Linked DNA regions of Homo sapiens: all the other regions are linked to region 1. Evidence: chromatin loops called from intact Hi-C (ENCODE). Cell type or tissue: dorsolateral prefrontal cortex. All regions are shown on one strand. Region 1 overlaps LOC105377144 (a long non-coding RNA gene). Region 2 overlaps SLC25A26 (solute carrier family 25 member 26). Region 3 overlaps LRIG1 (leucine rich repeats and immunoglobulin like domains 1).

Region 1 (4,000 bases):
AAATCATACGAATTTGAAGAACAGACATCGTAAGGTTCACAGGAGGATAAGCACACAGAGAGGGTCAGTTGGGGTCTAGGCATCACAGACCCACTCCACCAGCTTTTTTTTTTTTTTAAGAGACTAGTCTCACTCTGCCGCCCAGGCTTGACTGCAGTGGCATGATTATGGTTCACTGTAACCTTGAACTCCTGGTCTCAAGCGATCCTCCCACGTCAGCTTCCTGAGTTGCTGGAATTACGGGCACATGCTGCCACACCTGGCTCCCCCATCCCCTCTTCTACCAGTTCTCCACCTGCGCAAACTGGGTCTTCTTTAACTCTCATTTTTTTAAGACAGAATACTTGTCCAGTAATCCATTTATCCATTCACTATTTATTTAGTGAGTCCCAGACACTGTGCTAAACATCAGGGATGCAACCATGACATGACATATGTTCCTGTCCGCAATGAGCCTGCAGTGTGCTGGAGATCTCGATGACTGCACCACAGGTAACAAATGCTGGGATTGGCATCAGTAGAGAATGACAGGATAATGCACTGGAAGAGCACCTAACCCAGTCTTGGAGGGTCAGGAAGGGCATCTTAGAATAAGTGATTTTTTAACCAGGATCTTAAGAGTAATCCAGTCACTTGTCAAAGGTGAAGGTACAAGGGTGATATAAGATGGTGGAATTGCACATAGAGGAAACGGTTTGTAAACTAAAGCTCAGAGGCGAGAAAGGATTTCTAGTTCATCCAGAAATCTGAAAGATTAAGATGATTTAGATTAATGAAAAGAAAATAACATAGAGATGGGAGTCCCAGGTCCACGGCTCTGGGACTGGCACAGTGATGTACTAGCAGTGTGACCTTACACAAGTCACTTCTCTTGGGGCCTCAATTTCCTCATCTGTAATACAAAGGGATTGGCCTAGGAGACAGTGGAGAGTAGAGGAACATAAAGCCCCCACCTCATGTCCCTGGCACAAAGATTCTTGAGGGACTTGTGTTGGAGGGGCAAGGCCGGTCACCTTGGTCTCCGTCTTTAGAACTACTTCATGTTCCTGCAGTCATGTGGGAAGGAGGGCACCAGGGAGGCCGTGGAAACTTTCCCAGGACCTGGGCCACTGAAGTCGCCACCGAGTTCTATTATCAGAAGGAGACATTTGTACAGTCCTCGCTCTTTGATAGTCTGTGTCTAAAATGTTTTGTTAAGCCTGGAAAAAGGCAAATACTTACGTGTGATTAGATGGCATGCTGAAAGAACTTTCAATGTTTAATGAATGGAAAGCAAATATTGATTGGAACTTTTAAAATGGTGTATAGCATAAAAAACAATGTTTACTAAGGCACTTACACTTGTCCTGCACATAGTAGGTGCTTAGTAATGATCTTGATTTAAATAAACGTATAATACACCTAGTAACCCTGATACTAGATGTTTGTTACATAGGACTTGTTACTATTTGATTTCCAAAAAAAAAAAAAAAAAAAAAAAAAAAAGCCACCTAGTTTTAGGGCAAGTTCCCAATGTATTAACTTAAGCTCATGGGATGTTTTTCTCCATGTAAATTTCTTCTGACTTGAAACAGTACCCATGGCAGTGGCCAAACAAATGTCAGTCAAGGCAAAGCCATATCGTCACATCACAACATGTTGTAATCAAGGTCACAGACCAAACTCATGCTTTATCTCTCAACTGCTAAGGTCTTTGTGCTGCTGAGAACAACTGTTACAAATACTGGAAGATATTGCTTAAAGGCAAACAGAATGAGTACTTGGAGGAGTTGGCCCCATAAATGATATATTTCATAACTGATTCCACTTTTAAAGGAAGCTGCTTCTGTTGTTAAATACCCATAAGATAGGTGCCCCCTGCATAGCTATAACCTATAGTCTTTTAAACTATACATAAGAACCATTTAAAATACTTTGGTAGGTAAGACTGCATTAACAGAAACAAAGAGGTTAATTTGGGAAGGTTATACTTTGGTTTCACGAAAACACGTCAAGCTGTTCAGCCCACATTACACCTGGTGCAGACATCACACCGTAATCACACAGGCCATGCGTCATTTCATCTCTGCTCACCCAAAACAAGAGATGTCGCCAGTGAAAAATATTTTCTAGGTGGGAGATGTTCAGGTAAGGATTTCAGAGGCAAGAGAATTTAAAAGCAGCTAGTGTGAACTTTTTCTCAAAAAACCCTAAAAATTAGAGAAGGCCATATGCGGTCTTTGGAACAGACACATAACTGGAATGTCGCCACCCCTTTCTTGAGTTTGAGAGGCACCAATATGCATTCCCAGACCATGTGTTTTCAAGCACCCTTACTTGTCTAAGGGCCACCTAGGAGACAGCTGATAACAGCTCCAGAAATCACCACAAGGGGGAGCATTGACCTGGCGAGTCAGGTGGAGTCTATAGTCTGGACTTTTAGGGCACCTCATGAAGCCAACTTGCAACATTCACAGGTTCAGCCATTACCCAAGCTGGAAGCCAGCCCTGTAACACTTAGTCCGTGTGAGCTGAACATCTACCACCTTTTAGGATCCCAACCAAACTCTTATCCTACAAGTCACCCCAGGGGTCTGGAAGCTTCTCAAGCAAAATGTTTTCTTTACTCCCTGTTCTGAACATTGGGAGTGTGCTGCGTAAACCTCCCGAGAAAGCTCAATTCAAATGTCTGCAATCCTTCTTAGAAAGGGGAGGATCTGTCTTTTGGGCCCTGCGGGTAATTCCTCTTCCTAATGCTGACCACGGGGACTCCCCAAGAACATTTCCACTTCAGCAAGAATGTTGAACAATTTGCGTAACCTTTCCCAGGTACCTGCTATAACCCATTCTAGAAATCTAAATAGAAAACTCTATTTTTCCATCTAGTGTCCATGCAAGGATGGTGCATTTCTGCCAAAAATAAGTTTGGGGTCTGGCGTGTTATCTCCAGTTGATTCTTACAAATGACTGACCAAAGAAAGTGAAAGAGAAAAGAAAACAATTCGTGGAAAACTCATAAATAACTGTTTGTCCCCCTCCCCCAAAGCTCTGTAAATGTAAAGAACACAACATATATGGAAAATACACCCAAATTTAATGTGCAGTTTGCTTGCCATGTAACTGTTCATACATATTTTGCCACCTAAAGAAAACTGTGCAGCTTCTAATTGTTTTGTTCCATTTTGTTTTGTTTGACACGGAATTTCACTCTTATTGCCCAGGCTGGAGTACAATGGCTCAATCTCGGCTCACTGCAACCTCCGCATCCCGGGTTCAAGTGATTCTCCTGCCTGAGTCTCCCAAGTAGCTGGGATTACAGGCATGTGCCACTATGCACAGCTAATTTTTGTATTTTTAGTAGAGATGGGGTTTCTCCATGTTGGTCAGGCTGGTCTCGAACTCCCAACCTCAGGTGATCCTCCCACCTCGGCTTCCCAAAGTGCTGGGATTACAGGTGTGAGCCACCGTGCCTGGCCTCTAATTGTTATTGTGACATATTTTCTTCTGGCTTTACAATTTATTTTTGTAACTGAGGCCTTAGACCCTAGGTGCTAAGACGGTGCAGGTCATTTTTGTGTAGAAAGTTACACTAATGTTGACAATTCACTTGCACTTGACAATTCACTTTTTGGCCAAAGAGGAAATAAAAAGAAAGTATATTGGTGTGCAATATACTAGCTTTGGAAAATGAGAACAGTTTAAGGATCTGGTTAGAATTTACAGGTCTCCCAACCTAAAACTCACTGTTATTCCTATTATTGCAGTTTCATTGGAGCAGAAAATTTAACCCAATGACCAGGAAACTGAAGAGACTCCGTAGCCTGAGAAGGGAATTATTCAAAGGAAAAAGGTCCTAACTTACGTGTTGAAACTCTGTTCAAAACTTCTAAGGGAAAGAATAGGCCATATAGGAACATTCCTGATATTGGTCATTTGTATTTCTGAAACTCTTCACAGTAAACCATCTCGGCGTACGTTGTTACTTTGAATTTTCACAGCAACCCTGAGAAACTGGCTTGAG
Region 2 (4,000 bases), 570 kb after region 1:
AACTGTGGCATGAGAGATGCTACAAAGTAATGCTTCTGCTTCCTCCAGTACCTCCGGAGCCTTCCATTTGGTTTTCTATTAACTCTGATCCTTCTTAGATTTGAATTTGAGCTACAACAAAGTATTTCACTGCACAAGAACAAAAACATGTTACAGTATTATGGTTCTATGAAAGGAAACAGAATGTCATCTGTGGGTCTCTTGGTAAATCCATTCTGTAAAGCATTCTTTCCTTATAAATCTGAGGTTCAGTATGAATCCATGACACAGGAATGGTGGCATTTTCACTAAATCCAAGAATGTTTTAAATGTTAAAGTTCTATCTAAAAACAAGAACTACTAAGGTTTTCCATAAAGGAAAAAAAAAAAAAACATGCTCCCTCCATACTTTATCAAAATCAAAATGCAATGCTGGCCTCCTTAAATATGCCAAAATATGAAACCTTAGATTAAAATGTTGATTAAATCATGATGCTGCTACCAAGATTTTTCTTCCTTTGGCATAAATAAAATATTTTCTGTTGTTTTTAATTGACTGCTGCAGCTAAGGACTGAATGTTTCCTTTTGATATTTATTAAATGAAACACCAAGAACCAGGTGCACATGCATGCTGCCCCTGCTACTCAGGGAGGTGAAGACAGGAGGATAACTTGAGGTCACAAGTTTGGAGCCAGCCTAGGCCACCTATGAGATCCTGTCTCTTTAAACAAAAACAAAAACCCAAGATGCAAGACTACAAATCATAAAACTAAACATTTGAAAGGGAAAAAATTCCAGTGAACTTCGGCCTCACTTTAGGTACTGAGTGGAGGAAAAGAGAGATGGATGCTGCTAAAACCCCTGGTTCTTTCATTGCCACAGCCAAGTTCCCTTCCTTCAACACATCACCACCAGGGTTTTACAACTGCACCCTGTCCTCTAGTTCTGGAAATGCTCTTCAAAGTCCCTAAGTATCCCCAATAATACCTTTTATTAACATTACATCTTCTTCGCAACTATTTCAACATAGTTCACAAAAAAAATTCTGATTTAAGATTTTTCTCCAAGAAACTCCATCAACTACCTGCAAATATTCCTCTGATATTAGAAGCTAATTATGTCACCATTTTATATATAAATCAATCTGAGATCATAGAAGTTGCTGAAGGTCAGAGAGCTACTTAGCTCAGGAAGCATGGGTGAAACCCAAGTGTTCTGACTATCATCTCCAGAATTATTTTTCAATAAAGATGTCATACTTACACACATCTAATGCACTTAGAGGTTCAAGGTTTAATTTCAGCTAATGCTTCATGTTTCAACAGGCAACTCTATAACCAATTCAACAGAAATTTAACAATACACTGAACAGAGCCACTCAAAGCTTCATCGTATTCAAAGCAAAAGCTGCTTTGGACTTTCCAGAGCAAACTCAAAGTGGCAAATTAGTAAGACAGGGGGTCAGGGAGAGACCCCTGGAAACTATGAAGATTTTTGAAATGCAATTTGCTTACGTGTATTTCATTTCCACATTCTCTTTGTAATTCCCAAAATTCTCTTTAGAAAGCAGGTTTCCAATTAAGAATATTTTACATCTCTTTCTATACCATCATTTAAAAAATCAAAAACCTCTACAACAGTTCATTTGTGTGTCAAGTCTGCCATCTTCTGTTGATAAATGGAATTACAGCTGTTGACAAAACCAATTTACAAATCCTAACTTACACTCCTTAGATTTTAATTTTTACCTACTTGCATTGGGACCTATGTTCATCAAACCTTTCCCCCTTATAAGACTCTTTCCAATCACGCAAATAAGTTCAATCGTTGTAGGTATTAGTCTTCCCTCGCCTGACAAGACTGCTGTCACGGGTAATACAGACTACACAAGGAAGTCTTCTCAAAGAAAATAACTCTATCAACACTTAGTCCCTGTGTCTACAATTTGTTCACAGAATTTTATACAACCCAAAAGATAAGCCTCAAATGGCTTTTTTGCTTTTGTATTTTTCCATAACAGAAATGAGCCATGATTTCACAGGAGGTGACAAACATCCCATGGATGGATTTATAGATTCCCACCAATACAAAAATCTGAACGTTGAGGAGGTGGCAATGGTGACTGTATTTGCTTCCTACTGCTGCTCTGACAAATCACCACACATTTAGTGGCTTAAAACATAAGCTTATTATCTATAATTCTGAAGGTATGAATTCCAAAATGGGTCTTCCTGAGCTAAGACCGAGAGATGTCAGTCAGGCAGTATGCCTTCTGGAAGCTGCAAGGGAATGTTGACTTCCTGCTTTCTAGGGCTCCCCTGCACTCCTTGGTTTGTGGCCCCTCGCTCTATCTTTGGACCAGCAGTATACCATCTTCAGCTCTCTGACCCCCGCTCCCCTCTCCTAAGGACCCTACTGATTAGACTGGGCCCACGTGGATAATCCAGAAAACTCTTTCCACCTCAACATTTTTTTTTTTTTTTTGAGATGGAGTCTCACTCTGTCACCCAGGCTGGAGTGCAGTGGCGCGATCTGCAAGCTCCACCTCCCAAGTTCACCCCATTCTCCTGCCTCAGCCTCCCGAGTAGCTGGGACTACAGGCGTCCACCACCATGCCCGACTAACTTTTTTTTGCTTTTTTTTTTAGAGACAAGCTTTCACCGTGTTAGCCAGGACGGTCTTGATCTCCTGACCTCACGATCCGCCCGCCTTAGCCTCCCAAAGTGCTGGGATTACAGGCATGAGCCACTGCGCCCGGCCCCCATCTCAACATTCTTAATATTATCTGCCAAATCTCTTTCCCGTGTGAAGAAACACATTCAGAGATTTGGGGACTAGGACATATTTATGGGGGGGGGGGGGCATTATTTTGCCTATCACAGTAACCAACGGCAAATTTTGGAACCTGACCTTTTAAGAAACCAGTGATGTGAATCCTTACTGCACAAGTAGTATACTTACCGCTACTTCTGCCATTTTTTAAATACTACATGAAAAAGAAAACAGAGGTGCTCCTGGAAGTATACAGAGAAATATTTATCTAATTACTTATTCTACAGTGGTGTTTTATTATTAGCTGGGAATAATAATAGCTGGGAAACTTGGAGCACATCACTAAACTTCTTTGAATTTCAATTTTTTCACCTTCTGAATAGATACCTTTCCCAAAACTAGGAAATTCTAAAAACGTGCCGCATTCAGCAACTTGTGTGAAATGGGGCTAGACCCAATGTTTATTCAATATTTTGTGTGTCAGATGCTAGGCTGGACACTTTGTTAAGTGCTGTATAATTTCATCCTTGTAAGAACTGTGACTGGGATGGCATTAATCCTATTTTTTCAAGATGAGGAAAAGAGCATTTCAGTGAAGGCAAGTAAATGGCCTACAGACAAATAAGTGGACAAGTCACAAATCTGACCCCGATCTGTGTAACTTGACAGCCCATGGTCCATACCTTGCTACCTCCCTACAGACATCCTCAAATACTCCCTAGTTATTTAACAGATGGATCCAACTTACTTATATGCTCCTCAAAAACGGGGATCAAATTTCTTATTCGGTGTCTCTTAGCACCTATTAATAGTATTAGCTATACAACTCAAATATTGAAAAGCACACAATCACAAACCAAAGCAAATAAGTGACAGTTGCATTTAATTCAAGAACCCTAATCTTAACAAGGCAATATTTTAGGAAATAAAGGTTTGTCACTGACAGAGTTCAGGCTCGCTTGGAAGTGGCCAATCCTAACCTCCTTTGGTATTTTGGTCCTTTGAGAGTAGTATTCAGTCTTTCCATTTACAATGCAGTGGCAATAACTGACCAAGTTACACTCCTGTGGCTCAGAATCGTTTCTTCAACTTCATCAACCTATATGAAAATCATACTGTGCCTATAAAGCTCAACTTAATTGTGTTCTATAAACTCATGCAGCTCTTAAATAAAAAGTTAACAGAGCTTCCCTTCCTTTTTGTCCACTAACTAAATAAAAAAATCAATGAAATATACTCTCCCAGGTC
Region 3 (4,000 bases), 340 kb after region 1:
GAAACCATGGCTGACGTTCCCTTTAAGTTAGATTCCCATCGTGAGGATTCTGCAGTGCTATGTATAGAAGTTTTGTGTGAATGTTTGATTCGTTTCTGACTACCCCATTAGTCTGTAAGCTCCCTGAATGCAGTGACTGGCTTTGTTTCCAATCCACCATTGTATTCCCAGAATCTAGTGTGAAGCCTGTGACACATTAAATGCTCGTGACAGATACCAGTGTAGATAGAGATAGTGGCATTCATTCTGTAGAGTCCTGTATGTCCTGTGGAAATACCTCTGCCAGATAGAATAATTCAGACCTCCCAGGCTTCATCTGTGTATTTCCTGAATATACCTTGCTTGTTTAGTAGCTTCCTATACCCCTCACCACCCTCCACCAAAGTCTCTTAAGTGTTGAGAAACTTAGAAGAATGGAAAGAAAGAAGAAACAAATAGAACCGAAGTTGAAAAGATGACAGGCTGTTTACCTGCCACATTTAGAATTGGCGGTCTTTTTGGTCTCTCTGAATTTTGGAAAAGTCCCATATGCAAGAATTGTCACTGAAGTGGCTTTGTAGTTAAAGCAGTGCATGTGAACTGTCCCCACATGAGGTCCTCGGGCGCCTCGTCCCTGCTGGATTGCTGGTGGCTGTCCTTGGCAGGTGGGCCAGGCTCAGGCGCTCTCCTCTGTGTTGCGTTTGGCGAGGGAGCCCGCGGTGCCCTTCCCAGCTGTTGACATGGTCTCTCATCTGCTCTTTTGCTGGAGCCGCGTTTTGGAGCCTGCTTTTCCAGAGTTGACACTGCAGGGGAGGGTGGCTTCTTCCATAGACCGAGGCTGTCTAGACACCCTTCCCCTTGTGGTTATTCTGCTCAGTTTATGCTGAGCCCTCGCCAGGCAGCTGGTTTCGGTTGCTTGAGCTCTTACTTTGCTCAGGCCTCTGCTTTGACAAAAAGGATGACCAGGCCAAGGTAGCTTTTCTCCCTCTTTGCTGCTGGCAGAGAGAAAGACTGCTTTCCTTGACCAGAGGGAGCTGTGAGAACACTAAGGACAGGTTACCCTGCCCTCTGTGGACCCAGCCCAAGTAACTATGTAAATTGATAGAAGCTTCTATGGCAGGAGACTTCAGGCAGATACATTTCTAAATCTGGGCCTTTTTAGCTTGGACTTCAGATGTGAGACATTGGCCCCCACCCCCATCCTCAGACACGCAGGATCTCCATCCATGGCAGAGAGAGCACTGCGAACCCAGCTGGCAGAGCTCCTCTCTGGGCAGTCTCCCAGGCATGCTAGCAAGGGGCAATGGGAAGCTGTGTTCTCCCTGATGAGCTCAGCCTCACATGTTTCTTTTAATGGCTATCGAGATCTTGGACTGTGATGCTGTAGGGAAGCCTTTTGTCCCCAGTGAGCTGGAATAGTCTAGGCAGATTACTGTCTTGGTGGCCTTACGGGGGGTGCTGGAGGGGGTGCTATTGATCTGTTAGCCTAGTTACTATGTCTTTATTACTTTTGATTTTCTGGTGACAAATGTTAGGCATTTATTGAATAAAGAAGAAAGTACAAAAGAAAAAACAACTGATTTCATTGTTCGGTGATAAATATTATCACTGGATAGTGTATAAATTTCCAGTAATGTGTGAGGCTGAATACCTATTTCAGTTATGTTTTAAAGACTCAATATCTTGAATATTTTCCCTGACTTTAAGCAGTTTTTAAAATGTGCTTTAATATTTATTGTATAATAAATTATTACACAACTTACATAAAACTTGTAAAGTTTCTCTGATATTGGGCATTTAGGCTTTTTCCTAAGCTTTGATAGACATCCTTATGCATAAATGTTTAGCCATTTATTTCCTTAGGATGAGTTACCCAATTCAGATAGCGCTGGATATGCAGATTCTTAATATTTTCGGTACCACTGCCTCTGAGAAAGAGGCTGCCAACTTACATGTGAACTTGTGCTTGTCCCACACCCTCACAAACATTAAATGCTGTTTATTTCTGTAATCATGTACCAGTTTAATGGATGGAAATTGCCTCAGATTATTTTAATCTGCATTTCTTTGGATGTTGAGGCTGAAGACTTTACACAGGATACTCCCAGATATTTCCTTTTTCAGTTTCCTTCCTTTGTTGATGCTCAGCCCAGTACATCATCTGCTGTCCTCCACTGTGGTCTTTGGGCTTGAGCACAGTACATCTCTTTGGTACTAGGGAAGCTGTGTTTCTGAGAGAGCACAGGTGTAATTGCATAGAAAACTGTGCTCTCAACAGGCATGTCACATGTTTTGACTCTGAACCAGGACATCTTTGGGTTCTTCTTAAACAGATGTGGACGCGTGTTGCGGAGGGGACTGTTGCAGTGGCTCTGTTGATCCTGTACTGCTGCAGCCTTCTGCAGAGCCAGCCTGCCTGTGCCCAGGCTGCCCGGTCTGTGGCCAGGGTGCCTGGTACCTACAGCTGGTAGGAATCAGCGCAGATTAGCGTGGCTGAGAACCTTTCAGGAACAGCTTCCAGCAAATGGAAATTATTTTAAAACAAATTTATGTGGTTTTTCTGTCAAACCTACTTGGAGCATAAACAAGGTTGAATTGTAAGCTGCTTCCCTTCTGCAAGCGAGCCCATGTTTAGAATGTGGCTTTCAGCAAAGTAAACATGGTCTCGAAAGTGAGTTGTCATTGTATGCATGTGCTTTGAAAAGTAAAAGTAGTGCACTGAACGAGCATTCTCATAGATAATTGTGATAGAGTTTTAGACATCCCTTCTCGTTTATTTGTCTTCCTGCCACAAAGATCACTACTTCCTGTAAAGGTTTTAAAGGTAAGGAGTAATTTGGTATTGAAAGGATTAAGGGAAAGAAATGCCAGGTCAGTTTCTGTGGTGAGAAGCATTTTAATTTTGCTCCTTTGCCATGGGGAATATAAAAAACATCTTTTGAAATACTTAATTCTGTGTGCATGCGTGTGTGTATACACGTGTGTGTGTGTGTGTGTGTACATAAACCCTCCGGTCTGTGCATCTTTGAATTCTCTGCCAATTTCGAGGTGGTTCCCCCCACCCTAGGGACAATGTCGGCTTTATTAAATTGGGCACAGCCTCCCTAGAAGGTGAAACAATGCTTTTAATGTTCTGATTATATATTAATGAACAACCAGGCCAAGGGGCACTTGCCAAAAAAGCTACAAAGTGAGAAAGCCACCAATATCAGAGTGAACTTTGCACTCTGAAAGTGTGAATGATGTTGGGTGAAAGAGTTTATGGCGCAAGGGGAGCAACTGGAATCTCTTTGATGTTGTGTAGCATCCTGGCCCCATTAGACTTTGGGCCTTCCCGTTTAACTGCATCTTTGCTGGCGAGGGCAGTGCTGAGGTGTGGTCTGAAATATAGAGGGACCTCAGCCACAGAGGACTGGCATACCTGTGCTGGGCAGGGGGACCGTTGGCCATTTCTATCTGTTTTCAATCAACTTCAACAAATTTTAATCTAACACTGAAACATATAGTTTCACACCCCCACCCTCCCAGCTTTTACTCTGGAGGGACTTTCCAGAAATAGCATGCTATTATTCTCAAATCCGCCTGCCCCAACCACAGAAAAGGGTTAGATCTTAATCTTAATCTAACTGATTTATTTTCTCCCCATTGTGGTGACATTTCCTCCTGCCTTCTGGCTTGGTCTTAATTTTTGAATGGCCACTGGGAGCCCTGCTTTCCACAGCCTTGCTAAATAATTTCTCAAAGGAAGAAAAGAAATGCTCTTTCAAAATGCCAAGAATGTGTTTTCTGTGGGAGGGTAAACTCTAGCTGAGGTTTTCTGCATCTGATGGACTCATGGACAGAGCTTGGGAGCGAGTATAGGACAATCTGGGAAGCACACAGAAGCTGATGTTCTTTCTGGGTGTTCTTTTGGGTGTTCATTTATCTCCTGGCACGTAGAGGGGCAGTTCTTTCTGCATTTCTGTGGTATGGAAGTAGCTAGGTGGCATTTTCAGTCTGGAATTCTGAGAGCCTGCTAAGG

The links. Hi-C counts contacts between places; a loop is a spot of excess contacts. Peaks named below come from ENCODE experiments on the same cell type or tissue, not always from the same donor. Only the 100,000 strongest peaks of a DNase experiment are listed, where the experiment ranks them.
Region 2: it touches region 1 in a loop (4-fold over the local background); 86 of 110 quality-filtered maps call a loop at or near these places.
Region 3: a loop joins it to region 1, with 2.9 times the contacts of the local background. A loop is called at or near these places in 7 of 110 quality-filtered maps.

The regions. Positions count from the first base shown.
Region 1 is chr3:66,820,842-66,824,841 of GRCh38, reverse strand. All of the region lies in intron 2 of LOC105377144 (a long non-coding RNA gene), which reads left to right. Among named protein-coding and RNA genes, the nearest start is that of KBTBD8, 180 kb to the left of the region's middle. In dorsolateral prefrontal cortex, a CTCF peak has its summit at 2,375 (motif pointing right); a DNase peak (open chromatin) is centred at 2,361; H3K4me3 peaks cover 173 bases; H3K27ac peaks cover 719 bases.
Region 2 is chr3:66,251,866-66,255,865 of GRCh38, reverse strand. The region is part of intron 3 of SLC25A26 (solute carrier family 25 member 26); the gene reads right to left. Among named protein-coding and RNA genes, the nearest start is that of SLC25A26, 33 kb to the right of the region's middle. In dorsolateral prefrontal cortex, CTCF peaks have their summits at 1,439 and 1,638 (motif pointing left); no DNase peak of the experiment used is centred here.
Region 3 is chr3:66,480,499-66,484,498 of GRCh38, reverse strand. All of the region lies in intron 1 of LRIG1 (leucine rich repeats and immunoglobulin like domains 1), which reads left to right. Among named protein-coding and RNA genes, the nearest start is that of LRIG1, 19 kb to the left of the region's middle. In dorsolateral prefrontal cortex, CTCF peaks have their summits at 814, 1,286, 2,164 and 2,387; DNase peaks (open chromatin) are centred at 788, 1,238 and 2,374; H3K4me3 peaks cover 3,477 bases; H3K27ac peaks cover 4,000 bases.